Linked DNA regions of Homo sapiens: regions 2, 3 and 4 are each linked to region 1. The links are chromatin loops, found by intact Hi-C in ENCODE. Cell type or tissue: PC-9. All regions are shown on one strand. Each heading gives the region's core, and the rest is flanking DNA. Links, peaks and the distances in the headings are about the cores only. Region 1 overlaps DPT (dermatopontin). Region 2 has its middle 27 kb from the start of XCL1. Region 3 overlaps LINC00970 (long intergenic non-protein coding RNA 970). Region 4 overlaps LINC00970 (long intergenic non-protein coding RNA 970).

Region 1 (5,899 bases), core at 377-5,376:
AGGGCTGGGGTATGCTGGGTGGCCAGGAGGAGTGGGTTCAGGAGCAGGGGAAAGAGTGAGGAGGTGAGGAGGTAGCCCTGCACGGGCTGCAGTGGGGAGGAAGGGGAACATGGACAGCCTAGGGGCAGCTGGAGGCCTGGATGTTGGTGGCTCTGTCTCTCTGCCCTTCGTAGATGCCTCTGTCACAGCACTTTATGCATTTTACCACCTGTGTACAGTTGCTCCTCTCTACCTGGACTTCCAGTGTCTGGAGGATATGGGGCCACTCACTGATCTTTGTATTTTCAATGCCCAGTATAGTGCTTGGAACATAGTGTCTTCTTAACAACTGTTGAACAAATATCCACATTAATAATTGTGGAGGGTGTATATAATGTGAAGTGGCCCAGAAAATATAATTCTCTTACATAAAATTTTTTGTTCTCTCCCCCATCCCTCCACTTCTGCCCAGAATATAAGCTCTACACAAGCAGAGATCTTTGTGCTGACATATGCCAAGCCCTATAAATAATGACAGGCACATAACATTTGTTTGGATGAAGGAATGACTTCAGGCTACTTTTTGTTATGAGCATTAAATAAGATAATATATTTCTGGCCTTGCCACTGTCTATGATCACACAGAGCTGACCTGTCTTGAAACAGAGTCCCCTTCACCCTCCCAGATGCAGGAGAGACCCAGCCTCCTCACCAACTAACAGGACATTCAAAGGCAAACTCTGCCCAGGAACAACCTAGCAGGTGTCAGGTCATTGCAGGAAGCAGAACTTGAGAGCGGGGTTGGTTATGCAGAGGAACAAGACATGTGACCAGTTGGACAGTCTGTTGTTAGATGTACTAACTCATTCTTCCCCAGGCAGAGAGGAGTAAGCTGAGGCAGCAACATTCCTCATCACAGCAAGGCTCGAGGTCTCTGCAGAGATGAGTGGGAGAGCCTGCTGTGTCTGTGGCCATGCCATCATGGTTGGCTGGCCCCTGCCCAAACAGAACAACAACAGATAGTGGGCTTGGGCCTCAAGGCTTTGGGTGACCAGGCAGGCAAGGAGCTAAGGCTCACTGGTTTTAGAAAATTTGTCAAGGCCGGGCATGGTGGCTCACACTTGTAATCCCAGCACTTTGGGAGGCCGAAGTGGGCAGATCACAAGGTCAGGAGATCGAGACCATGCTGGCTAACATGATGAAACCCCGTTCTCTACTAAAAATACAAAAAAAAAAAAAAATTAGCCAGGCTTGGTGGCAGGCACCTGTAGTCCCTGCTACTCAGGAGGCTGAGGCAGGAGAATGGCATGAACCCAGGAGGTGGAGCTCGCAGTGAGCCGAGATCACGCCACTGCACTCCAGCCTGGGCGACAGAGCAAGACTCTGACTCAAAAAAAAAGAAGAAGAAGAAAAAAAAAAGCAAAGTTGTCAAACAGAAGAAATAGGGGGTGGATGAAGGTAAGTGTGAGAGAAAGGGATAAACATCTAAATTTTCCTGGAATTCCCATATTCCGTGGATCTGTGGGATCTGTGTTAACACTCTGAGCATTGCTTCTTGAAGCTTATCCTGTCTGTTTATTTGAATGCTGAGACCTGAAAAAGACAGGTCTTTGTGTTTCCAGTTCCACCGTTGTTTTAATGATGCCCCAGATTTCCAGTGGTCACCTGGAGACTGGTTCCAGGATACTTCTGCTTCCCCAAGAATGCTAGGTATCGTTCCTCTCACATACTTTAGAAAGGCTTCTCAAGCTCCCTTAGATGCAATTCACCAGCTAAGATGCTAAAAATGTAATGATCATATAGACATATATGTAGGAACAAAGTCTCAATGTTAAAGATTGATAGATAAAGATGAGCAATTTTGAGTTGCCAGAGATATTCATGTCTCTGCTCACAAAGTTTACCCAAAGCCTTGATCTGCAATGACTTTGCCACTCTGAACCCACCCCAACCCCCATACCCTTTACCCTTCCTTACCCCATCCTACCATCCAGACATGTTGCTGTTGGTCTGTGGAGCCAAAAGGTGGGGAAAGTACAGAGAATTAATCCAAAAGGCATGACAAGTCAACTTTGAAACAAGTCCCACTAAGGTGTGGTTCCACCTGCTGGTTCTATTTCTGAAGGCATGGTGTTAGAGCTGAGAGCTATCACGGTCACCAAATAAAATGGTATTTTTTCAAAGAAAACATTGGAGAAGCAGCAGAACAAGATTCAAGTGTGCACCATGGTACACAGTGTATGACTCACTATCCCGCTGGTGTGTCTAGACATTTTAGTGGCATCTTTAAATTGCCTGAGTCATGATGTTGTATTATATGTCTTTCTAAATGCCTCCAGGGCATAAATTAGGTCTTATTTTTTCAACATCTCCAGGATATTACCCAGCACAAAATAGACTCTTAATAAATGTGTCAGATGAATAACTGAATGTTGCAAGCCCCTAGGAACAGTAACAATGGTGAAACCTGACATTGATGTGATGATGTTTTATAGTTGACAAAGACTTCTTTCATGTACATTATTTTATTTGATCCTTTTAACAGCCTTACAGAGTGAAGTGAGAACTCTTTTTCCTGCACCTTCCCACAGTGAAATGCTGATAACCCTCTTATCTGAAACCTTCCCTTACATGACTTTAATTAGCTTGAATTACCTCCCAGGGAACTGGACCCATGTGGGTGGGAACGACATTTTTCCCCTTCCCTCTTTGAAAGGCATTCTTCAGCACGCAGCCTGACACCGTATGAACTAGCTAAGTGAATATCTAGCGCCTGCGTTTGTGAGCACTTAGGGATTCAGAAATATCATCACTCTGGGCTGGAAAAAACAAATCATCCAACCAACTCCCAAATGAGTATGAGATTTATTTGTTTGGTGGGAACCAAGGTGCTGCTCTCGTTTCAGCTTGTGCGGTTTCTCTTTGGATATTACAGCCTCACTGGACTCTGGCAAGAAAGCAAATTCCTGAGAGATGTGGACATGCCATTAGGAAATGGTCTCCACTGGATTGGATGAATAGTGAATTTTATAGATATTTATTTAGATATGAAAATTCTAATTCTTAGTCTAGTGGTCTGCAAACCACAAACACATGTCACTGAAGTTGCCACAACCCTTTAGACATTGTTTGTCATAATCTCTCTTCTCCAAACAGCTCAGCAGCTGCAGGCTGCACACCAGACTGTCTACTGTCCAGGCGGAGACTCTGTGTCCCAGGATCTGATGGTTGTGAATCATTTTCTTTTCCAAATGGCTCTTCTCCAGACCCATGGCCTTTCATTAGGTTCATTGGATAATATCTTTTGACTGTAAAATAATGCATCCATTTAGGTAACCTTTACTTTTCTCTTCAACCCTGATATTCTGTCTCTCAGACTTTGCATTCTCCACTGCCTACTTCCCCACTCTCTGTGTGCAAGTCATAAGCCAGAGAGTGCTTTTTTTAAATTCCTGTATAGCTCTAGTTAACATCAGTTGATTAGAACATTCTTATCTCTCCCACCCCAAAGCACCCAGTCAAAGCTAATCTTTAATTCTTAGCCTCTTTGTTCAGATGTTAATACAAGATAGGGAGTGTTTGCATGTTCACTCCTGTAATGCTGTTTTAGGGACATGAACAATCTCACAGGCCTCTGCATTGCTGTGCCTGTCATATGCCACCTGTGCCCAGACAGCCTCCTGCAATTCAGCTCCCAGAGGCCTGGTAAGAAGAGCAGCTTCCATTAGGTATATCTCCTAATGTTAGTTAACAGGTGCAGCACACCAACCTGGCGCATGTATACATATGTAACAAACTGCACATTGTGCACATGTACCCTAGAACTTAAAGTAAAATAAAAAAATAAAAATGAAGAGCAGCTTCCATACTGGTCCTCTGCGCAAGCTGGAAGCTATTACTATAGAGATGGACATACTTAAGTTTTGAGGAAATTGGACTAGATGTCTCAATTTAAAGGAACTTATATTGGGTTTAGATGCTCTGCGCCCTACTAAAACCATTGCCTTCCATTGCATGATGTACATAGCACTCATTGTGCAGACAGCAGCCTCTCTGAACTTGAGCAAAATCTATCATCCCTTTCATCTGCTGGAATGGTTTCCATAATTATTGTGCCATATTTAAAATGTAGACATGTACAATTGGCACTCCATATCTGGGGTTCCCTATCCAAGAATTCAACCAACTTTGAATCAAAAATATTCAGAAAAAAACAATAAAAATAAAAATAACAATACAACAATAAAAAATGATACAAATACAAAACCATATAGTATAATAACTACTCACATAGCATTTGCATTATCTTAGGTATTATACGTAATCTAGAGGTGATTTAAAGTAAACAGGAGGATATTCATAGGTTATGTGCAAATGCTACACCATTTTAGATCAAGGACTTGAGTTTCTGAAAATTTTGGTATCCATGGGGGTCCTGGAATCAATCCCCTGCAGATGCCACTGATGACTGTTGTATTAGTCCATTCTCACACTGCTAATAAAGACATACCCGAGACTGGGTAACTTAACAAAGGAAACAGTTTAATTGACTCACAGTTCCACAGGGCTGGGGAGGCCTCAGGAAACTTACAACCATGGCAGAAGGAGAAGCAAACATGTCCTTCACATGATGGCAGGAAAAAATGCCAAGCAAAAGGGGGAAAAGCCCCTTATAAAACCATCAGATCTCGTGAGAACTCACTCACGATCATGAGAACAGCATGAGAGTGACCGTCCTCTTGATTAAATTACTTCCCACTGGGTCTCTTCCATGACATGTGGGGATTATGGAAACCACAATTCAAGGTGACATTTGGTTGGGGACACAGAGCCAAACCATATCGACTGTATTTGGTGCCTGCATTATAGGTGATACCTCTCTCCTTATGTTCAAACTTCAAAAGCAGAAATATCATAGATGTGTCTGGCTAAGTATTGGTTAACCCAAGGCCAGCTACTTAGAACAAAGTAAACCTCTCAGTTACAAACCAAATCTGATGCTTTATTCTATCTAGTCTGCTTCCCTCTACTATAATAGATTCTAGAGGCAATCATTCTTACTTCTATTTATTAATTCACTTAAGCAGTCAATGAATGTGAATGGATATGAAATAATAACAATTCATAGGCTTTGGGTGAGACCCTACTAATGATAATGATGATAATAATAATATTTATTTATTGACACTTACCACGTGTTCCTGTGTTACTGCATTTAATCCTCACACACAAAAATTATGATACTATCATACAGATGAGGGAACTGAGCTATAGAAGTTGTGGCTCCCTTCAAAGTTCCAAACTTGACTCAACCAGTCTATCTGCCTCCAAATCCCATGCTCTTTGCATAGTACTGAGCTGTCTCTAGATGAGGAATAAGACTTCTACAGGTGAAATATTACATAATAGCACAGTAGGCATCTGGTAGAAAACAGAGAATAAAACTATTTTAATTGGAGGGGAGCTGTTGAAGGTCAAGTAGCCCCCACTGACATGCAGGCCCAGGGTGACCACCACATAATGTGGCTAATGAAAATCAACACGAGTCAAAGTGAATGTGCTTACTGACTAGCCCTGGGCTTGGACAGTGAGTTAGAAACTCAGTTCCAAGAGAGCAATTTGGAAAGTGTTCAGGGACTTTCCTCTACTCATTTAAGCTACAGATATCCCTGGAACTGTTATTCCCTCGTGTTGTGATACATGTCTGAAATGTTTGAAATGTAAAGTCCCAAAATGCCATAAAAGGACAGACATGGACATTTGTTTTTATTTCACACACCTCAGAGCCCCTGGGTTCAGATTTTCTGTGCAGAGAAGGGCACTTGGGTGACTACCAGAGGTCCCGCTTGGCCAATCCCCAGCTCTTGTGGGAAGAAGCCTGGGGATTGTTCTCTGTGGCTGTTTTCCTTTACACATAACT
Region 2 (5,899 bases), core at 334-5,333, 110 kb after region 1:
CAATAAAATTTGTAATTTTAACCATTTTAGGTGAATAATTTAGTGGCATTAATTACATTCATCGTGTTATGCAATCATCATCACAATCTTTCTCCACAGCTATTTAATCTCACCTAACAGAAACTCTGTACCCATTAAACTATAACTCCCTATCCCCTTCCCTAGGCCGCTGGTAATCTCTAACCTATGTTCTTTTTATAAATTTGCCTATTCTAGATATTTCATATAAGTAGAATTATACTATATTTGTCCTATTGTGTCTGGCTTATTTCATTATGTATAATGTATTTAGGTTTCATCCATATTGTAGCATATATCAAAACTTCATTGTTTTCATGGTTGACTAATACTTTATTGTACATATGTACAGATTTGTTTATTGATTCATCTGTTGCCAGATCTTTGGGTTGTTTCCACCTCTGGCTATTGTGAGTAATGCTGCAATGAATATTGACATACAAGTATATGCTTGAGTTCTTGTTTTCAATTCTTTTTCAGAGTAGAATTTCTTGGTTATACTATAATTCTATGGTTAGCTCTTTGAGAAACCACCAAACTATAATATTTTCTATAAGGACTACATCATTTTACACTCCCACCAGCCATGTATGAGAATTCTAGTTTTTCCACATCCCCACCAATACTTGTTGTTTTCTGGTTTTGTTTTATTATAGCCATCCTAGTAGATGTGGTATATAGATTTTTTTAAAAGCACATTCTAGTAATACAATCCTCAGACAAAAGCCCTCAATCAATGTATGTATCTGAATTGGGTATCAACTGTACACAAATTGCTTCATTTAGAAAATGCTTCTTGAGTAAGGCACACTGCATAGATGCATGGTTCAGGCAAAAAATGAGAAAGCTGGAAATAAAGATGGATGTAAAATTAAATAGGGAAACTTTTCCCCAACCAATTGGACAGCAGAAGGACCATTTGCCAAGTGGTTATGAGTGATAAGAAACACTTCTGGGATTCATTGCCCAAGATATACCTGTTATTTATTTAAGGTTGCTAGTCAATAAAGCTTATATCACCATCTTTATTCATCTCACCAGTAACTTATTAAATTATATTACCTTAATTTTTTGCTGTTGTGCATTTTATGAGATGTACAAGATACATATAGTACCATGGTGAAATCCTGCCTCTGTAAACTGCCCTAAGCCCACTGATGTATATCTCCATTAAAGTTCCCTGGAATGGCCAAACTAGGTTTTTTAATCTGAATAATGGAGGTTATATTCATTGTCTTCATTTCCCTCTTTCTCAGTTTCTTTGCTTCCTTGTGTTTTAGTACAGTTTCATCCTTCTTTTGTCAAGGAAAAGATATGAAACAAATCTTCAGGCTCACACTTACCAGCTGCATTTGAGTGTTTATTCTCAGATTCATTAATGGCCAGACAGAGAGGCTGGCTAGGAAAGAAAGTAAAGTATGAGAAACTTCAGCCACTTGAAGTCCAAAATGAATGTGAAGCATCTCTGAAACTATAATCTGTGTCAAAGGAAAATCAGACTATAATTAAAAGGAAGAAAGAAATAGGCCATTATCCACAACATTTTGTTTACCATGTAAAAGAGGAACACAGGCTTTCCAGGAAATAAGTAAATTGTGGGTAATTTAAGAACAGACATCATATCTTATATACCTCCAGGTGAGGGACTTCTGTTTGTCTCTTTAGATCTGTTCTTTACTTAACTCCTCTTATTTTTAGCTGGAAAACAATTACATAGAATAAAGACTGAATTTCCCATACTTTCTTGCAGCTGAACTTACCTATATACTTGGGGTTATGCATACAGCTTCTAGAAAATGTCTTTTGAAGGAAGAAACCCATCTTTTTCTTCCCTTTTCTTCTTCTTGCTGGATGGAAAGTGGATGCAAATTTGAGAATTAAAAATGAAAAGAACCTGGGTTCCAGGGATCTCATACCAGCCTTGGCCTTGTTAACTACTGATTTTGTCCCTAGAGGACAGAGAAAAAAAAAACCTATCTAGTTTAAGCCACTCTTATTTTGGCTTTTTGGTCACTTGCAGTTAAACCTACTCCTTAGCAATACACCCCTTCAACCTCTGGAAGAATACCTTTCAATCAATCAACAGCTGCAATGATCACAGTTACAATGGACTAAACAGATATGTTGGGGCTGTTGCCGTCCTCACATTTTTGGAAGGCTCAGTGCTTTGGGTCTCAAGAATATAGCAGAGAGAATTTGGGCATGATTTATTTTAATATGGTGAGCAGAACATCCTGAGGGAAACACACACCCTTATATACATATACATGCACACACATATAAATATATATATGCATGCACATACACATAAATATAATGTCTCCATAGATTGATAAAATACCATTCAGTGGAGAGTGCAGTGACCAGGGTACAAATACAGGCACTGTCACTGGATGGTGGAAGCATAAATTGGTGTGATCTTTCGGGAAGAAATTTGCCAATATGTATCACAGCCTTCTCTAAGGAGAGAATGTGAACAAAGAGTGATGGCCAAAATTTTCATTGTAGCAGTAGATTATACAGAAAGTTTCTCAACCTAAGGGTTCAAACAATAAATGCATGTGTTGTGAAGTGTCAGAGCTGGCAGTTAACTGGAGTTTCTTTCCCATGAGTTGATTTTCATCAAGGAAAGAATTTCTCAGAGGTTGGGCATCAAGCGATAGAGAGGAGTAGATGGCAGACAATGAGACATCTGCCTCCGACCAGGCCCATAGGTCAGTCTAGCCACAAGGGACAGAGAATCACCCTCAGACACTAAAGAAGCTGTTTCCATAAATGAGACACAGAGGCCTGAAAACTCTGTTTAGTACTCAGGGGAGAAGTTAGAAGACTTAGTGCAGAGCATTCTTCACTTGGTGAAGAATCTTGGTTGGGTTCAGCACAGACGGATGATGTGCCTTGGCAACCTGAGGGTCTGCAGCTTTGGGAAGATAAGGAGACCTAGCCTAGGGAGGCAAGCCAGCATCACCATGCCAGGTGCCAGCATCTGTAGTAGTGGGGAGGTGCTGCCCTCAAGCGGCTGTTTGGACAGTAAGCATCAGCAGGGGGCCAGGAGTGGAAGAGCAGAACATTTGTGAGCTCACCTGGGATATATCTTAACCACACACTCCAATTTCAGCTCTGCCTGGGTCATATGCCCACCTGCATATTCAGTTCTCCCTGGGAGAACTGAAATTGGGTGTGTGGCTAAAATATATATGCAGGTGGGCATATGAGCCAGTGAAGTGTGTAGCCACAAGCTAGGAAACAACCTAAATGCATAATGATAGAAAAAATCAGGTAAATTATGCTTTGTCTCATAACCTGTGAGCCTGATATTATCTGTGGATGTTCAGTATCCTTTCTGTCCTTCTAAGCTTTCCCCTTGTAAAACAGGGCCTGAAAGCATGGAAATCACGTTTCTCAAGTGCCTGTTTGAATATCATTGGGGTGGCACTTTGTGAAGTTTGCAAAGCAGAAGAAAAAGATGGGCCATTGCTTCCAGTAAAGATCTAGGCACGCGTCTGGGTATCAGCAAATGGCTGATGTGGGGCTTTGTCAGCAGCTCCCAGATGCTGCAAGCAGCTAAGCTCAGTAGTAGTGATATCACTGCAATATTTGTGTTTCTAGATCTAGAGCCATCCTGATCATTGTTTTCTTCCAATGGGAGGCATATATAAAGGTTGTATAAGCCTTATTCCCTACGTCAGCTTCCTTTATAGTGAAAAAAACTTAGAGTGGCTTCCATTTTCAGAACCAAAACTTAACTGATACAGCAGAGCCTGTTGGTTAAGGACCTGAACTCTGGTATGATTTAGACTTGGTTCAATCCCAAGATCTGTTTTAAGTGAGTGAAACCTTGAACAAATTCCCTCACCAAACTTCCCAGTTTCTTCATCTGCAAAATGGGTTCACGAACATGCCTACCTTGTAGGACTGTCACATGGTTTAAATTATATCATATATATTAGCATCCATAAATATTAGATATCATTATTGAATACTGCATAATAATTGCATTAAAATAGTATAATAGTAGATGGAAAGGGAAGAAAAAACTCTATGTACAGTATAAACTCAACTACATGAAATACACCAATGGAAAGATAGCAAAATGTTCTCTCTCTAGGGTTTACATATGATTCTATTTTCTTCTGTATTTTTTTGTATTTTTAAAATGATCTACAAGAAGTATTATATACTATTTTATAAAAGGAATAACATGTAATGCTATTAAAATAGCCTACAGTGAAGTTACATAAATATACATTCAAACCTCAGCATCACTCACAAATTCAATGCCTCATGCAAAGAAACACACTCAAATAATACTGTTTCGTTGGTATCTAATATTCATCATCTTTCTAAAGTTTTTTCCCTATCAGCCCAAGACCAAGTAAATATTGTGATAACTTCAGATCTGGGAACAGTAAACCCCCAGGTCAGGGAATTTGCAAACAGTGAATTCTGGAGGAAGCAAATATGTTTGTGGAATTATTCTGGGGAGACTGCTTCATTCTTACCACAAATGGGAAATGACTACTTCTACGGCAGCTGTGATATTCCATTCAGGAGAGGTTTGTTTCAGAGGTGTCATTGTTTGTTTTAGTTGGCCCTTATATTATTTTCATTAACTCTGACAGTCAGTTCTGCAAGACTTGGAAAGCCATACTTTCAGGTTTATGCCTTCTTTCGTCACAGCATAATTATTAATAGTGCCCCTTTTTGCTTTTGAAAATGTCTGGGTTTAGATAATTATACACATGTATGTGTACCCAATTCAAGACCTGCCCAAATAAGAGCAAAGCTTAGGATTTTTAATAAAGGTCTGTATACAGCATAAAATTGCTCCTTAGCATAAAACTGCACCTTAGCATAAAATTGCTCCTTAGTTAACTACCCCTAAACAGCATCTGTTTTGTTTTTGGATGAGCTTCCTGGCTTGAGAAGTTGCAGCCCACTTCCAGCCCACCTGAAAGCACCATACCTTATATATATATATATTTTTTTCTCCAACAAAAATACCTCTTGGGGCACTGTCCTCAAAAATGAATATTTTATTTAAGAAAATAATAGTTTCTTGAATACCTGTATTCATATTTATATCTATGTAGCATGCCCACCTGCTAAGAAATTCCAAGCACTGTAACCCCACAATCATGTCTATCTCTTCTCTGTATCACCAGAGACTCATACAGCAGCAATATGTAGAAAGTCAACAAACTTGGACTGAATTGAACCAAACTTGCTGTGAGTTACCAATAAAGTGATGATAGAGGAATCGTCTTTGGGCTTATCCATTAATCATATTCATAGATACCATTTCCTGATTTATCTTGAGAATAAATGTTCTGGTGGGAATTTTTATTTTTTAATTTCCTCCTTGTGATTTCATTGCACTTGTAATTGGGTCAGCATACAGCACAGCTATCATCCATCAAATGAGTCATTGGGCTGAAATAAACGAAAGATGGTTAAAACAGAGACGTTGCCTTTGAGCTTATTAACGTAGTGCAGAAGATAAAATATATGTGTGGCATGTTTTTTTACTTGTTGATGCATGATCTGTATAACCTATAACATGAACCTTCATTCTTCTCCCATTACCTGTGGTTCCTTTCTTTGCCTCTCTACATGAGCATGTGGACTTTTCAGCTTCAAGATGGAGTACTAATTTATAGGAGGAAGGCATATGGATACTCATTAGACTGTAAAGGTGATGAAGCCCATCCCTAAAATGCCCTGCAAGCATTCATGGAAAGCTCAACAACAAGACAGTTCCTTCATAACAAGTGCTAGATGAGTGCTACAGGATCTTTTTATTTTTATTTTTATTTATTTATTATTTATTTATTTATTATTTATTTATTTATTTATCGAGACAGAGTTTTGCTCTTTTGTC
Region 3 (5,899 bases), core at 613-5,612, 350 kb before region 1:
CAAAAATCTCTCTTCATTTTTTAATACTGACAACTAGTAAAAAGAAAATTAACACATTTTGGAAAGGGGCATCAAAGAAAAGAGATCTATAGACCCCATTTGGCCTAAGGGTGACTTTTTGTGATTTCTATGCTAACAGGAGGGCATTGAAGGAATAAGAATCTTTACTTGTGTGTGGTGATGTGGTCAGGAGGTATGGTGGGAAAAAGGAAGGGATAATAGAGAGATAATGTTGGAGCCTGGGGATCCATGCGGCATGGCTTAGAAGTCAGACACTTCTAAAACAGATCACAGCAGGTCTCTTGAGGGAGCACTCCTGGCTTCTGGGAAAACTTTAGTGCTTGAAATGCTGTGTTCAAGTTTGTTGGAGTACTGTGAAACTAAAAAAAAAAATTAACTCAAAAGGAAACTGCTTTTCTGATTATAAAATTAATATGGTTTCCTGTTGGAAAATTAGGAAAACACAAAGAGAAAGAAGGAAATAATACTTAAACCGTTTTTCCAGAGACTACTGTTAATATTTTAGTGTGCTCCTTCCATTCATTTTTTAAGTCTGTCTATCATGTATGTAAATGACACTGTGGCTATTCTTTTTGCATACTTTTAACTACGTTTTTCCACTTTAATTATATCATAAATGTATTCCCCTGGCAATGAATATTTTGGTGAGAGTGTGACTTTTGATAGCTTCATTGTATTCCATTATGTGAAATTTAGCAACAGTTCTACTGTTAAATGTTTTGTTGTTTATGACTTCTCAGTATCATACATAGTGCTGTGATGAGAATGTAAGAAATATTTGGCCACATGTCTCATTAATTTTTAGAACTGGGATTACTTGAGCAAAAGGCATTTAAGGCTTTTGATTTATATAATTGGATTATTCTCCAGAAAGATTACCAATTTACATTCCCATCAGTGGTATGTAAATCCCTGCTACACTGCAGTCTTGCAGGTATTGAGTGTTATCATTTAAAAAAATCTTCACAAATCTGAAGCCAAATAGGTATCATATTATCTAATTTATATTTATTTTACCAGTAATTGCCACTAAAAATTAAATAGCATTTCTCTTTTTGTCTTAATTTTTTTCTGATAACTGCTTTTTGTTATTTGTACATTTTTTTTCCTATTGTGCTTTTCTTCTTGTTTGTTAAATCTGTTACAAGAATGTTTTTCAAGTTTGTCATTGTCTTTTAATTTTGTATGTGATGATTACTTTTGAAATAGAGCAGTTTACAATTTCAAATCTATTATTCTTTCCTTGGATTCCTAATGAACTTTTGTGCTTAGAAGGTCCTTCCCTACCAGTCCAGTTTTATCTGTCACTGCATATCAAGTGACCTCAAAACTTAATAGCTTAAAACAACAGCTGTTTTATTGTATTTTATAATTTTTTTTAGGTCAAGGATTTGGGCAGGGCTCAGCTGGTGGGTTTTCTGCATTATGCATGGTGTTGACAGAAGTCATTCAATGTTAATTAGCTGGTGGATGGGCTGATTTGGAGAGTCCAAGATGGTGTAGTTCATGTGTCTGGAGACTTGGTGAGAATTGCTGGAAGGCTAGGCTCAGCAGAAATGCCCTACAGAGTGCTTGTATGCAGCTCATCCAGTGATCTTGTGGTAGTTAGAACCTTTACATGGCAGCCCAGGGCTCCAAAAGCAAGTGTTCTAGGAAACAAAGAGGAAGCTGTAAGCCCTTTTATGACAAAGCCTTGGACATCAGCTACTCTGTTGGTGAATGCAGTCTCAAGCCTACTCACATTCAAGTGGGTGTCATGGGAGGTATAGCACGGAATCTGTGGTCATATTTTAAAATTGCCACAGCACCTCAAGATAGGTTAAATGTACACTTATATTTTCTTCTTGCTTGTTTATGCCCCTCTCCCTCCTCCTGCCCCTCCTCTTCCTTTTCCTCCTCCTTCTCTTCCTTTTCTTCCTTTATAGAAATGTTAAATCCTTAATCCGTATGGAGATAATTTTATACAGATTTATAATGAGGTTCAAATTTGAATTTTTTCCCTAGTAAACAGTTTCACTGTAATTTTTTTGTTGTTGGATAATCATTTCTTTACTGACAGCTGCTAACTTTTGTAGACACTAGGGACCGTGTGAATGTTCTTTTAACGGAGAAAAAAAATACCCTTCATGCTTTATGTTTCATTTTCTAGCACTTGTCTCCCTAGTCCAGCTTTCAGTCTGAGAAGAAACCAAAGCACACTGCTGATGCTGGGCTGGTCAGTGTGTGTCTGGGTGGTTTGGTTTCTCCAGGTTGCTTGCTTTCCAGATGGACTTTCTTGGCTAGAAGAGCTCTGAGACACGGGGCCTGATTGTTGACCTCATTTAGAGGGGCTCTTACTTTTCAATCTACTCAAAATAGCAGGCTCTAGTACTTTTGAGAGTTCTGTCCCTTGGACTATTGCCCTGGGATGTGTCTGAGGTAGTTTTGTTGTTATGATTTTAAGTGTGATAGTTCCTGGGGGAGATTATTTCTGAGATGAAGTAACTTGACTGTTTCTAGTGCGGAGAGTATTAACTCATTTCATTAACATACTAAACTAAAAGAGAGGAGAAACTTCCATACCACAGGAAGGTTTCCCTACAACCTCCCCCTCTATCTCAAGATCTTATCTAACCCTGGCTCCACTCAACATTCCTCCACTCCGGAAGGACCTTCTGACCTGGCCCAGCTTCCTCACCCACATCTCGACTTCCTCCTTTCTACTTCTATTATCACCAAGAAGTGCAGAGCTCAGCCCTGTGTCAGAGCTCTTGAAATGCTAAATCTTGCTTGGTCATTTGTTTTATTAATAACTACCAACCCTATTGCTGTTGTTGCTGCTGCTATTCACTTGCCTATATACCCTATAATCTGCTAGTTTTACTATAATATCTTATTTAATTCCACCCAACAGTTTGTTGAGATAGCTACTAGTCTTCTCATTTTTTAAAATGAGTGGATGGTGGTTTAGAGATGTTGAAAAATGTGTTCAAGCTGTGTAGTTAGTAAATAAATGGTGGAGCAGGACTTTTAAGTTTGGTAGTCTGCTAATTTTTAGACACTGTGTTTCTTCCTCCCTTCTCTCATAGTAATCCCCAGTTCCTAACTATAGGTGGGTATTTCCACTTCTCTTCCCTGGAAAAGGGCCACACGCTGCTGATATTGTGGGTCACAGGGAGAGACATCTACTTGAGGACATACAATCCCTGTCTGGCAGGGACCCATATTTGAAACTCAGTCCTCCTGAAGGTTCACTTACCTGATCCCTCTGCTTCCAGCCAGCTCTTGCTGATGGTGAGGAGCCTCATTATCTTAAGACAACACACAGTGGAGATGTGCTTTACGTAATTGGCCTGCCCTGTGAAAACCCCTGGCTGTTTTTTCAGGTGAGTTTTCTTATAACTTAACTGCAGCTCCGTGACTTACTGCTTCTTTTCCAGGCTCTTCTAGGGAAAATTTGCGTCTGTGGCCTTAGTCCAGAACACACCCTAGTCTTCTCTGGAGGGAAACACAGTCAGGGAAGGAAGAGATTTTGTAATGTGGACAGTGTTCGGTGTTCATCGCTGAGGAATCTGAGTGTCAGTTTGCATTCATCATGGGCGGAGGGCCCCACAGCTGGCGGAAGGCCAGCTGCAGTGTAAAGGTAGGACTAAATGGAGAGGACTTCCTGGGGTGGAGGAGGTAGAGAAATCAAAGGACGCTCCCTGAGGTTATGCCCTCTTGCTCCCTGTGTTCATTTTCTGGAGCTGCCATAACAAAATACACAGCCTGGTTGGCTTAAACAACAGGAATTTATGGTCTTACAGTATTGCAGGCTGGAAGTCCAAGATCCAGGTGTCTTCAGGTTTGGTTTCTCCTGAGGCGTCTCTTCTTGACTTGCAGATCATTGCCTTCTTGCTATGTCCTCAGATGGTCTCTCCTTTGTGTGCCCCTGGTATCTCTTTTTGTGTCCAAATTTCCTCTTCTTATAAGGACAATAGTCAAAATGGATTAGGGCCCACCCTAATGACCTAATTTTAACTCAATCACCTTTTAAAGGACCCGAGCTCCAAATACAGCCACATTCTGAGGTCCCAGTGGTTAGATCATCAGCAGGTGACTCTTAGAGGGAACATAATTCAGCCCAAATGACTCCCTTTTGGCCATTCTGAGAATACTAAGCAGTGGAGACCTGAGCTTTTAGCACCTCTGGTCCTGCCAGACCTCAGAGAGCATGAATGGGAGAGAGAATGGCCAGCCTAAGGTTAAGTAAATGAATAATGAGTCACAAGTGTAGAAACAATTTGATCATCAAATTTTGTGTTTAATATAAATCTTGGTGAGGGAAACTTATTGGCATGTCTTCAGGGTCAAACAGTTCTCCTACCTATTTTTCTATTTCTTTCACAAGGAATTAGATGTTTTCAAGTTAAAAAAAAAAAAGAAAAAGAAAAAACTAAATCTTTATAAAACCTTAGCAGAGTCTCCAGGGAAGTTGTGAATTGTGTGTTTTGGTCCATAAAAAAAAAATACTCTATTCTCCAGAGGAAGGCATTGGTCAATTTTGTAACAGAGATTGAAACTGAGGCCAAATGTTACCATTTCACTCTTGATATTTATCTGGATTAGGATGTGTACAAACCTTGTGACCTAGCATTACAAGAAGATTTTGTTTGCTTTGCATTAGTGAGCCTACTTGGACATTTGCTATACTAGAAGATTTTGGTAGTGCTTTGCTTCTATTGCAGCCTATATGGGTAATGATTGTAAAATCATCTTGAGCTAATGCTCCTGAAAAGGCTTTATCTCTGAAACCAGATTGTAGCTCTGAGTAAGAAGGGTCCTTGTCTTACATTGGCTTGATTCTCCTAAGCATAAAATTGGAGTAATTTTACTCATTACCTACTACTTAGAGGTCCAACCTTCTCTGTTGCAGACACTGTTGGTTGCCCACCAGGGAGTTATTTCCCCCTTTTTACCTTGCTATCAAAACCGTGATTTTAGTAACCCTCCTCTGAGGGGTCATGTTCTTTTTAAGAATTTAGTCTCTACCCAACCATAGAAGGTAAATCTTCATTGGTTTAGGCCAATTTATGGTGGTCTTTCCTTGTCTGGTGATTGTTTAATTAGGGATAGACTATGCTGATTCTTGACAAGGAAAGATAAGGGGACATCTTGTAGAGGGACACAAGATTGGGACATTCTCTTTTTCTGCCTCTGAAGATTGTTGATAGCATGTGAGACCTGACTCACAGCAGATCTTGAGACTGTGGAGGAAAACTGCAGAATAGCTGAGCTAGATCCATACTGTGTCTGTGTCAGTGAATTAATCCACCTTGAAATTGCTCTACCTCCACACTTCATGTTATACACAATAATAAATGTCCTTATTGTTTAAGCTACTCTTGGTTAGATCTTCTATCATTTGCTACCCAAATTATCTTCCACAGACTTTGGAAAGTTGCTGTTGCCTGGGAAGCTGAGTGTCTTGGTCCATTTTGTGTTGCTGTAAAGGAATATCAGAAACTAGGTAGTTTATAAAGAAAAAAGGTTTATTTGGATCACAATTCTGATGGCTATAGAGCTCAAGATTGGGCATTTGCATCTAGTGAGGGCCCCAGGGGGCTTCCACTCATGGTGGAAAATGAAAGGGAGGCAGCACGTGCAGAAATCACATGGTGAGAGAGGAAGCAAAAGAAAGGTTGGTGGTGCCAGGCTCTTTTTAACAACCAGCTCTCATGGGAACAAATAGAGTGAGAACTCACTCGCCTCCTAAGGAGGGCATTGCTCTATTCATGAGGGATCCACCCCCATGACCAAAACACCTTCCATTAGGCTCCACTTCTAATACTGATGTTCAAATTTTAATGTGATGTTTGGAAGCAACAAACATCCAAACCATAGCACCAAGTCAAAATAC
Region 4 (5,899 bases), core at 271-5,270, 210 kb before region 1:
GATTCTGTTTTCCCTATGCATTGTACTTTAGCAAATCATATTTTACTCATTATATTAGTATAAATTTGAAATTAAGTAATCATAAAAATAATCCAGTTAGGCCATTTTTTTTGTTGGATTCTTTTGGTGCCTTCTCTCTCAGATAAATAATGATCTACTGAGAACATTATTCAAATTCAAATGAGACTTTTTGTGGCTGTTTTTTCTTTATATCGTTAACATGTCTGTGTTATCTGCCAATCATATGTAAGCTGCTTGATGGCAGGAGCCCGGATTTTAATACCTGCATAGCCCATGCAAGATCTAAGTCAAGTTCACATTTGGTCAGGTCTGTGGTGGCATGTGGCGATCAACCCTGCAGTGTGCAAACATCATTAACAAGAGACTTTTCTGGCCCTCCTGGCTCGAGGAAATGGAAAGGAAGAATGAGCTAGTCAGGAGACAAAACTAGAGGCAGTAGGAACAGTGGCCCTGAACTACATTGAGTCAGTGGTGGATTTAGGAAACCTATTGAGGAGAGGTGGAAAGGACAGACACTGGAAGCCAAAGTGGGCTCAATTGAGAAGGGACATGCTGGGCCTGGACAGAGCCAGAGAGCACATGAGAACCACTCTCGACTAGACAGAAGATGATGACAGGCATGAGGACCAGGACCAAAGTTCATTAAAGTTGTCGTGGTGGAAGGCTGGGATCATAAAGAAGAGGGACCAAATCTGGAGTGATGGAGCGGGGAGTGAAAGAGAAGTGGGAGTGAATGTGACGAGGGACCAGAAGAAAGATATCTAGGTTCTGTTCCAGCTGCACTTATTCCTGATCATCCCATGGGTCTGGCCTACTTCTGACAGATGCACATAATCAAATATGGTTTATGTAGCTGTCTCTGGACTTTGCTTGCCCTTACTTGCTCTCTTTCTTTCTCTCTAGCTCTCTCACTTTCGCTTTTGCTCTCTCTCGTGTCATGAGACCACAAAATACAATTAATAGGTAATTCAAGTCATTACTATCATAGATATTAAAGCCAAGAAAATGACACTTCTAAGTTCAGCAAACTACATGAAAAACAGTAGCATGAATAAAGGATACCCGGCATGGTCCAGAATGATAACAAAGAAAAATGGAGAAGTGGTGAGGGCAATTTGGAGATGGCCAGTGAAATGACAGTTGAACTTATTACAAGCCAGATAGCAGTCTGGAGTCTCTCTTCAAGCTAGTTCTAATTTTGAAACAGTGATGGAAGGCAGATATTATTATTCTGCTTTTAAAATAAGGAAACTGAGGCTCAGAAAGGTGAAGTAACTTGCCCAAGGTCACATAGCTCAGTGACAAAACCAGTATTCATATCTGGATCCCTCTGACTCAAATCTGGGCCTCTTTCTGCTTCTTTCTGAGGAAATTCTCATTTTGGGAAGATCCAGTGGCTTCTGGATCCCTCAGAGCCATGTCTTTCTTGGTGACCTTTTTCCTGATATTGATGAAAGGAACAGTTATCAGTGGAGTCTTAAAGATTTACTCAGTGGAGTCTTACAGATTTACTCATGGGCATTCTGTGGTACCCCCCAGAGCCTTTGTTTCTTGACACATTCCCATCTCCCACTTACCTAGATATTACAAATGGAATAGTACAAATGAATAAAACAGTTTTTGATAAAAAAATAATGTGACTCAAACCATTTATGTAACTGGTCTTGAATGCATGGTCTGCTGCTTCCTCACTGGAGCTAGATTTAATTCTTAATTCTGCCGCAGAAGGAGAACTTGAGTACATCACTATTCTCTGTGCCTCTGGCCACTTGCTTTCTGCAGGAAGGACATTTATAGAAACTAGAAGGACGAGGAAACTGCATCTAAACTCCCTGTGTTGGCGGGATCAGCAGTTGTAAGCTGCTAGGAAATTGCCAAGTACTGTTGAAATTTCCGTGCCTGATCCAAGATGTTGTTTACGCACAAGGCCCAAATCTTTCCGGTCTCAGGAAATACCAATGATCTTTGGCTGAAGTCAATATAACAAACAACCTTAAGAAGTTATTCAGAAACTAATTCTGAAAGCCTCCCATGGTCATACAAGGCAAGCCAAATACTGACATTGTATGTGGAAAATAAGGCTGCAATTAAACATTCACGATGGATCCAAATTTTATATGGTCTACTTCTGTCTGGGAGTGTGTGCTTCCCTAGGAAAGGAGCTCAGTCAGAAGTTGACTTGTGATTCTGTGACTTCCTGCTGGCCTTTGAAGGCTTGGTATCATTAGTCATCATGGGGTGATTTGTTTACCTTTTAGTCATAACTGATTAGTACACATTCATTCATTCATTGAACAAATATTAGCTGAGACTCTACTATGTGCCAGATTCTGGGTAGGAACTGAGGACACAATGCTAAGCAGAAACAAGCACACTTCTTATATTCAAGGAGCTTATAGTCTAATAAAGGAGAAAGATAAATAAAATCACAGAAATACGTAACTTCTAACTGTGAGTAAATTGGAGAAAATGATAGCCACGTTTTGAGAATGCGTAGCATGGATTGAATCTAGTCTGCAGTGTTGGGGTAGATGTCCTTGGGAAATGATGTTTGAACTGAGATTTGGAAAACATGGACCACTTCATGAACCCTGGGGACTGACGATGAATTAAGACTAGGATTTGACAAATCCCTGGAAGTGTGCAGACACTAACATCTGAGCAGTCAGCAGAAAGCTTGTTGGTTTTAGCTCTTAAGATGGCGGCATATTTCGGCAAAGGAAGGAGGAGCCCATGCTTGTGCAGACACAGCCTCATCCAAGTGTGATCCATATCCTCTCTCCAGATCATCCTTGATATTTGGTTTGGTTTGCGTTAGCCGTAACCCATTTCTCCTATATGTTTTACAACATCAGAATCAATTGATCAGCTCCCTCTTGAAAGTCTTGTGGTCCATTACTAACTACTGAGCTGATTCTACCATTTTCTTTCTTCTTTTCCTGCTTTCCTACCCTCTATCCACCATTCTGACCCCATTCATTACTGCATTTCTTCCAATTTTCTCTCTCTTTGATTGTTATACACACATTATAACTTATACACATTATAAACATTATAACTTATACACAAGTTATATATACATTATAAGTTATACACAAGTTCCAAGACTTTTAGGCTGTAACTGTGACCACTGAAAATTGAGACAAATGCAATTCCTGAGTCAGGTGTTCCTAGGTACAGTGAGCAATGCACACAGGCATCTTTTTATGTAATCTTCCCCCCACCATATAGCGAAATCTAGTGGAGTTGAATCACTTTTATGATGAAATTTGCCCAAATCTATCCTCCTGTGGATTATCTTTACCTGGGAAATATGTGCGCTAAGAGCTTTTAATAAAAGAACTGTAGTTCTCTTCCTTTATTGTGTTTCACCGAGGCTGCAAGAGGTGTGACACATAAGCTGAAAGTAAATTGAATAGGAAACTGAGGTTTTGTTTCCCTAGCAACGTTAATTCAGTCTTCTTACAAATGGAAATAACACTGGAGGCCTTTGTTTCTGCATTCCCAGCTCTACAGGGCAATGTGACATGCTGAGCACTCTGGAAACAGTGCTGTATAATAGAATTCTGCAGCATTTACTTTAGAATTTTCTCTCGCTAAATTTCATACAACCTTGTGGGCATTCTGCTGGAGCTGATATTCATCCTGTTTGCTGAAAAAAATGAGGACAGAGGAATATTCAGTGTTGTGACTTAGTACATCAGGGCATTCATTGTCAGCAGGGCAGGGCACATTATGCAAGGGCAGAAGGAGGAGTTTGGTGATTCAAGAACAATCATGGCTAGAAGGATCTCCCTATTGTTCAAGGTCAAAGTGGACAATGGTCCAGTAGCTCAGATATTCAGAGCTGGAGCACTGGTGTGTAGGAAGAATAAACATACCACATACATGGCCACTTGTTCTTACCTTTCATATGTGTCTTGAATATTTTATACACAGTCAAGCAAGTTTTAATAAAAACCCTAAAGATATAGTAATCCACATTTATCCATTTGAATAATTTGCCTTCAAAAGGCGTTGGTGAGATTTGGTCCATTTTCAGCATCTAGGAGATTTCATGGGCATATTTCTGGGAGTCTGGGAGGCTTTATAATACAGTGGTAGATGTCCAGGGTTCTAGTGACAGACTGCCAAGATTTAAATATTGGCTCCACCAATTTCTAGCTGTGAGCTCTGGGGAAGCCCCTAACTTTTCTGTACCTCCATTTTCTCATCCATAAAATGGTCACAATAGTACTGTAGGGTTGAAGAGATGGTTAAACTGAGACATCTATTTAAAGCATTAACAATGCCTAGAGCCTTGTAGTAAGTGCTTAGTATGTGGTAGACGTGGAACTGCCACACACTCCCACCTATTTGCGGCAGGAAGGGAGCACTTGCCAGATCTTTTTGAGCCCTTTGGGGAAAATTTCACTAGAACAGACAAATGTACAATTTTTCCCTCGCTAATTTAATGATAATTTGTCCCTATTTTGTAGCTGCTTCTTTAGCCATGTGATGGGGCAGGGGCTTGGGTTCATGGAGGAGAAGCAAGGGCAGGAAGAGGTGGAGGAGGAAGAAGAAAAGCAGGAGCTGAGAAATCCAGTGGCTTCAGAGCTGCAAACCGGTTGACACCCACATACCTCCTTCCTCTTTTTCAGCAAGGTTTGCCCATTCCCAGTAACTGGAGACCCTGTGAAGGACTATGAGTTGCTTTTATCCCAGATCCCTAAGAGCCAGCTCTGAAACCTAACTCCTCAATGTGAAGTTACTCACCAGTTATTATGTAGCTCTGCATCCTGCAATAAGAAAATGTGATTAGTACAGCAGCCCTGCTCATCCTATGAATCCAGAGATCTGCGCGGGTGTGATGTGAAGGCAGACTCTTTTTCACTCTTAAGGTTAAGCTCAGAAAAAAATAAAAAAAGGACTAACTCCCTGTTTTTCATCTTAAACATTTACCTTGCAATTTCAGAAAATTAGAGGGCATAGTATTCACTTAAGACAGTGTTAAGACTTCAGATCAAAATCAACTGAAAGAGCAAATGCCATATTTTCTCTTCCTGTTTGTAACTACATGTCACTTTATTGAAGCCCTAATTGTGGGGCATTCCTCCTCCTTCTCCTCCCCATTCAAATTCTCATGTTCCTGAGAGATATTAGAGCACAAGAGACATTCTGGCCAAATGCATTCTTGGGGAGAAATTCTGTCCTATATACAGACACTAGGAAGGGCACCCTTAGTTACTTGTGATCTGGCCTGCAGACATCTCCCTGCATTTCCCCTCCACATGTCTTTCCCACTTCACTCTTCAGGGGCACTAATCCTCACAGGATTGCCTCTTATCTCCAGCCCTGGGCTTATGCTGGTGCTTCCACCTGGAGTACTTATCCTCTTCCTGTACTCTCACCTCAACTTGTACTTTTGCAAACTCATGCTCCTTTAGACCACAATATGATCTTCCTGGAGACACCTTCCTGACCACCCCCAATACCCTTAAGGCATTCTTTCCTCCGGAATCGCTTAGACATTGTTCACATCTCACATTTAGCACTTGTCACATGAAACCCCATTGTATAAAAGTGATGCATGTTTGTGTGTGTGATTGGTTTCCCCTATACATAATGATAACCTTAAGGATGGGGGCCAGGTCTTGTTCATCTTTACTTCCACAGTGTCTGGAATAGTTTTTACACAGAGATAGTTAATAAAAGCCCCTTTTATGTATGAAAGAATGAGCAGTGTCCAGCCTCCTCTGCCACCTTCCTGCCAGGTACTGGACACCCTGGGAGGACACCTCCCCCAAAGGTCTCCTCATCTCTCCTTTGACCTTCCAGCCTTCCCTACTTTCTCACTTTTGGCTCTGCCCTGGTCCTCATAAGGGCTTCCTGAGACTCA

What was found. A loop is a pair of places that touch in the nucleus more often than their neighbours do. Peaks named below come from ENCODE experiments on the same cell type or tissue, not always from the same donor. Only the 100,000 strongest peaks of a DNase experiment are listed, where the experiment ranks them.
Region 2: it touches region 1 in a loop (9-fold over the local background); 5 of 110 quality-filtered maps call a loop at or near these places.
Region 3: it touches region 1 in a loop (7-fold over the local background); 2 of 110 quality-filtered maps call a loop at or near these places.
Region 4: it touches region 1 in a loop (2.3-fold over the local background); 2 of 110 quality-filtered maps call a loop at or near these places.

The regions. Positions count from the first base shown.
Region 1 is chr1:168,706,499-168,712,397 of GRCh38, reverse strand. The region is part of intron 2 of DPT (dermatopontin); the gene reads left to right. Among named protein-coding and RNA genes, the nearest start is that of DPT, 20 kb to the left of the region's middle. In PC-9, for the core only: no CTCF peak of the experiment used is centred there; DNase peaks (open chromatin) are centred at 2,287 and 2,927; H3K4me3 peaks cover 883 bases; H3K27ac peaks cover 2,583 bases.
Region 2 is chr1:168,600,809-168,606,707 of GRCh38, reverse strand. No RefSeq gene overlaps it. Among named protein-coding and RNA genes, the nearest start is that of XCL1, 27 kb to the right of the region's middle. In PC-9, for the core only: CTCF peaks have their summits at 2,823 and 3,022 (motif pointing left); a DNase peak (open chromatin) is centred at 3,037.
Region 3 is chr1:169,057,899-169,063,797 of GRCh38, reverse strand. LINC00970 (long intergenic non-protein coding RNA 970) reads left to right here. Exons shown (of 5, transcript NR_104091.1): 2 at 3,279-3,386. Among named protein-coding and RNA genes, the nearest start is that of LINC00970, 26 kb to the left of the region's middle. In PC-9, for the core only: no CTCF peak of the experiment used is centred there; DNase peaks (open chromatin) are centred at 2,657, 3,567 and 4,227; H3K4me3 peaks cover 2,178 bases; H3K27ac peaks cover 3,947 bases.
Region 4 is chr1:168,916,945-168,922,843 of GRCh38, reverse strand. The region is part of intron 3 of LINC00970 (long intergenic non-protein coding RNA 970); the gene reads left to right. Among named protein-coding and RNA genes, the nearest start is that of LINC00626, 130 kb to the right of the region's middle. RefSeq lists an enhancer at 839-1,008. In PC-9, for the core only: no CTCF peak of the experiment used is centred there; DNase peaks (open chromatin) are centred at 2,253, 3,343 and 3,753; H3K27ac peaks cover 3,839 bases.